2 separate regions of the Homo sapiens genome follow, and region 2 is linked to region 1. Evidence: read pairs that join two places in POLR2A ChIA-PET (ENCODE). Cell type or tissue: B cell. All regions are shown on one strand.

Region 1 (2,500 bases):
CGGCCAGGTCGCCCGGGTTCAGGCAGCGGATGCGGTTGCGGCTGAGCTCCAGCAGGCGGGTCTCGGCCGGGATGCCGTCGGGCACGGCGGTCAGGCGGCGGCGCGTGCAGGCCACCGCGCGGGTCTGCACGGTGCACTCGCAGCGGGCCGGGCAGCCTCCAGCCGGGGGCGGCGCCGCGGGCAGCAGGAGCAGGGGCAGGCTCAGGACGCACAGCCAGCAGGTCATGGTGCGGAGCGTGGGCCTAGGGCCGCGCCACCATCCTCCTGCGCACCTGCGGGCGGGCGGGGAGCGGGCAGCGTTAGCACCGTTAGCACCCCTCCGCGGCGCCTCTGCCGCCAGCCCGCCCCTAACCCGTCCCAGCACGGCGGCTCGCTCCTGTAAACCCAGCATTTTGGGAGGCTGAGATGGAAGAATTGCTTGAGTTCAAGAGTTCGAGACCAGCCTGCACAACATAGCAAGACTCCCATCTCTACAAAAAAATAAAAGATGAGCCGCATGTGGTGGTGTAGGCCTGTGGTCCCAGCTACTCAGGAGGCTGAGGCAGGAGGATGGCTTGGGCCCAGGAGGTGGAGGCTGCAGTGAGATATGCTTGTGCCACTGCACTCCAGCCTGGGCAACACGGTGAGACCCCTGTCTCTTAAAAAAAAAAAAATTAAAAATTAGCTGGTTTTCAAGTAATTGTGAAATATTGAAAAGTTTACCCAGGCATGGTGGCCTGCACCTGTGGTCCCAGCTACTCAGGAGGCTGAGCCAGGAGGATTGCTTGAGCCCAGGGGGTTGAGGCCACAGTGAGCTGTGATCGTGCCACTGCACTCCAGCCTGGGAGATAGAGCAAAAAACCCTGTCTCAAAAAAAAAAAAAAAAAAAAAAAAAAGCAGCATTGATCCACCGTGTGGCTGCAATTCCAATCTCCTGGGTTTTTTTGTTTTGTTTTGTTTGTGTTTGTTTGTCTGTTTGAGATGGAGGCTCACTCTGTCATCCAGGCTGGAGTGCAGTGGCTTGATCTCGGCTCACTGAAACCTCCACCTCCCGGGTTCAAGCAATTCTCCTGCCTCAGCCTCCTGAGTAGCTGGGATTACAGGTGCCCGCCACCACGTCCGGCTAATTTTTGTATTTTTAGTAGAGACGGGGTTTTACCATATTGGCCAGGTTGGTCTCAAACTCCTGACCTCAGGTGATCCACCTGCCTCCGCCTCCCAAAGTGCTGGGATTACAGGTGTGAGCCACCGCGCCCACCCGCTCCTGGGTGTCTTTGCATAAGAGAATGGAACACACAGCGCACGGAAAACCTGGGAACATTCACAGCCGCATCTGTAACAGCCAAACAGTGGAAAAGGCTGGAATGTGCCCCAAGGAATGGATGGGTCAGCACCGTGCAGCCACCCACACACGAACACGACTCAGCCATGAAAAGGAGTGAGGCTCTGACCCAGGCCACGGTGGGGATGCACCTTGAGGACGCCATGCTCAGTGAGAGACGCGACACAAAAGGCCACACTGTATGACCCCGTTTCTTTCTTTCTTTCTTTTTGAGACGGAGTCTTGCTCTGTCACCCAGGCTGGAGTGCGGTGGCACAATCTCACCTCACTGCAAGCTCTGCCTCCCGGGTTCACGCCATTCTCCTGCCTCAGCCTCCCGAGTAACTGGGGCTACAGGTGCCAGCCACCACGCCTGGCTAATTTTTTGTGTTTTTAGTAGAGACGGGATTTCACCGTGTTAGCCAGGATGGTCTCGATCTCCTGACCTCGTGATCCACCCTCCTTGGCCTCCCAAAGTGCTGGGATTACAGGAGTGAGCCACCGCGCCTGGCCTTTTTTTTTTTTTGGAGACAGAGTCTCACTCTGGCCCAGGCTGGAATGCAGTGGTGCGATCTCAGCTCACTGCAAGCTCCCCCTCCCCAGGGTTTAAGTGATTCTCCTGCCTCAGCCTCCTGAGTAGCTGGGACTACAGGCACCCGCCACCATGCCCAGCTAATTTTTGTAGTTTTAGTACAGATGGGGTTTTGCCATGTTGGCCAGGCTGGTCTTGAACTCCTGACCTCGGGTAATCCACCGGCCTTGGCCTCCCAAAGTGCTGGGATTACAGGTGTGAGCCACCGCGCCCGTCCGTGTGATCTCATTTCTATGAAATGTCCAGGACAGGCCCATCCACAGACAGGGAGATGACATTTGATCTCAGACCCTGTTGTAGGTGGAACTGTGTTCCCGCAAATGTTCAAGGCCGGGCGCGGTGGCTCACGCCTGTAAATCCAGCATTTTGGGAGGCCGAGGTGGGTGGATCACCTGAGGTCAGGAGTTCGAGACCAGCCTGGGCAACATGGGGAACCCCCGTCTCAACTAAAAATACAAAAGTTAGCCTGGCGTGGTGGCGCGCATCTATAGTCCTAACTAGGGGAATCTGGGGTGGGAGGATCGCTTGATCCCAGGAGTTGAGGCTTCAGTGAGCTGTGATCGTGCCACTGCGCTCTAGCCACTGGGCAACAGAGTGAGACTGTCTCA
Region 2 (2,500 bases), 270 kb before region 1:
GAGGAAAGGGTGAACTTTACGGAATGCTGAGATGTTCACGATTTTTTTTTTTTTTTTTTTTTTTTTTTTTTTTGAGATGGAGTCTCGTTCTGCCACCCAGGCCAGAGTGCAGTGGTGCAATCTCGGCTCACTGTAAGCTCTGCCTTCCAGGTTCATGCCATTCTCCTGCCTCAGCCCCCCGAGTAGCTGGGACTACAGGCGCCTGCCACCATGCCCGGCTAATTTTTTTTTTTTTTTTGTATTTTTAGTAGAGTCGGGGTTTCATCGTGTTAGCCAGGATGGTCTCTATCTCCTGACCTCGTGATCCGCCCACCTCGGCCTCCTAAAGTGCTGGGATTACAGATGTGAGCCACCGCGCCTGGACTTTTTTTTTTTTAAAGAGCTGTAGGCCAGCCATGGTAGCTCACGCCTGTAATCCCAGCACTTTCGGAGGCCGAGGCAGGCAGATTACTTGAGTTCAGGAGTTCGAGACCAGCCTGGCCAACATAGTGAAACCCTGTCTCCACAAAAAAATACAAAATTAACAAGGTGTTCTGGTGTGTGCCGGTAGTCCCAGCTTTTGGGAGGCTGAAGTGGGAGGATGGCTACAGCTGGGGAGGCTGAGATTGTGCCACTGCACTCCAGCCTGGGCGACAAAGTGAGGCCCTGCCTAACACACACGCACGCGTGCGCGCACACACAGGCACACACACACACGGGATCTCACTTTGTCGCCCAGGCTGCTCATGAACTCCTAGGCTCAAGCAATCTTCTCGCTAGGCCTCCCAAAACGCTGGGATTACAGGTGTGAACCACTCGGCCATGTGGAGATTTTTTTTTTTTTTTTTTTTTTCTTGAGACAGAGTCTTGCTCTGTCGCCCAAGCTGGAGTGCAGTGGCGCGATCTCGGCTCACTGCAAGCTCTGCCTCCCGGGTTAACACCATTCTTCTGCCTCAGCCTCCCAAGTAGCTGGGACTACAGGCGCCTGCCACCACGCCCGGCTAATTTTTTTGTATTTTTAGTAGAGACGGAGTTTCACCGTGTTAGCCAGGATGGTCTCGATCTCCTGACCTCCTGATCTGCCCATCTTGGCCTCCCAAAATACTGGGATTACAGGCGGGAGCCACCGCACCCGGCCCATGTGATTTTGAGAGGGGTGTGAGTGATACAGGTTCATGCATTTGCCTAAATTAACCAAACTACGCTTAAGATTTGTGCATTCGCTGTAAGTAAACCATACCTCTCACTAGACCTAAACATATTACGGATGGAGATTATCTATGAAGGCAGAAACATGAGTCCACCTCAGCCCTAGGGCTGGCAAGGGAAGCTTGCGGAGCCTTTTTGTCCTTTGTCAGTGCTTTTTTTTTTTTTTTTTTTTTTTTTTTTTTTTTTGCTGGCTATTGAGCCAACACCTGCCCCTGGCAGTGCGTTTTGAGCGTTTTTGAGTTTTCCCCGGGTTTCTGGAACCAATCCCAGCCCTGTCTATGCGGTGATGGCGTCTAGAGGGCGCTCGTCACCAAGCTGATTGCTGGATTTCCATTCATTTCCAGAGAAGTGTGCAGTTCACATAATAGAACCATCCTTGGCCAGGAGGGTGGGATGTCATTTCTTCCCTCCCACGGTCCCCTTTCCTCTTCTCTGACTCCAGGACACTCAGGCTGGCTGGCTTTCTTTCTTTGGCTGGCTTGCTTTCTTTCTTGTTCCTTTCTTTCTTTCTTTTTTCCTTCCTTCCTTCCTTCCTTCCTTCTTTTTTCTGCAAAGTCTCGCTCTATCTTCCAGGGCTGGACTGCAATGGTGCGGTCACAGCTCACTGCAGCCTCCACCTCCTGGGCTCAAGTGATCCTCCCGCCTCAGCCTCCTGAGTAGCTGGGACCACAGGCGCGCACCACCATGACTAATTTTTTTTTTTTTAAAGAGTCTCTCGCGGCCAGGCGTGGTGGCTCACACCTGTAATCCTAGCACTTTGAGAGGCTGAAGCAGGAGAATCGCTTGAACCCGGGAGACGGTGTTCAAGACCATCCTGGCTAACACGGTGAAACCCCGTCTCTACTAAAAATACAAAATATTAGCCGGGCGTGGTGGTGGGCGCCTGTAGTCCCAGCTACTCGGGAGGCTGAGGCAGGAGAATATCAAGAACTCAGGAGGCGGAGCTTGCAGTGAGCTGAGATCATGCCACTGCACTCCAGCCTGGGCAACAGAGCAAGACTCTGTCTCAAAAAAAAAAAAAAGTCTCTCGCTCTGTTGCCCAGGCTGAAGTGCAGTGGTGTGGTCTTAGCAAACTGCAACCTCCGCCTCCCAGGTTCAAGCGATTCTCCTGCTTCAGCCTCCCAAGTAGCTGGGATTACGGGTGCCCACCACCACACCCGGCTAATTTTTGTATTTTTAGTAGAGACGGGGTTTCACCATCTTGGCCAGGCTGATCTTGAACTCCTGACCTCGTGATCCAGCCACCTCGGCCTCCCAAAGTTCTGGGATTACAGGCGTGAGCCACTGCGCCAGCCAACACTGGGACTCACTC

What was found. Peaks named below come from ENCODE experiments on the same cell type or tissue, not always from the same donor. Only the 100,000 strongest peaks of a DNase experiment are listed, where the experiment ranks them.
Region 2: POLR2A ChIA-PET joins it to region 1 with 6 read pairs; 4 of 35 experiments call an interaction of 5 or more read pairs at or near these places.

The regions. Positions count from the first base shown.
Region 1 is chr19:2,291,551-2,294,050 of GRCh38, forward strand. It overlaps LINGO3 (leucine rich repeat and Ig domain containing 3), which reads right to left. Exons shown (of 2, transcript NM_001101391.3): 2 at 1-272. The coding sequence starts at 226. Among named protein-coding and RNA genes, the nearest start is that of PEAK3, 11 kb to the left of the region's middle. In B cell, no CTCF peak of the experiment used is centred here; no DNase peak of the experiment used is centred here; H3K4me3 peaks cover 320 bases; H3K27ac peaks cover 426 bases.
Region 2 is chr19:2,018,280-2,020,779 of GRCh38, forward strand. The region is part of intron 2 of LOC107985278 (a long non-coding RNA gene); the gene reads right to left. Among named protein-coding and RNA genes, the nearest start is that of BTBD2, 3.8 kb to the left of the region's middle. In B cell, a CTCF peak has its summit at 1,491; DNase peaks (open chromatin) are centred at 649 and 1,492.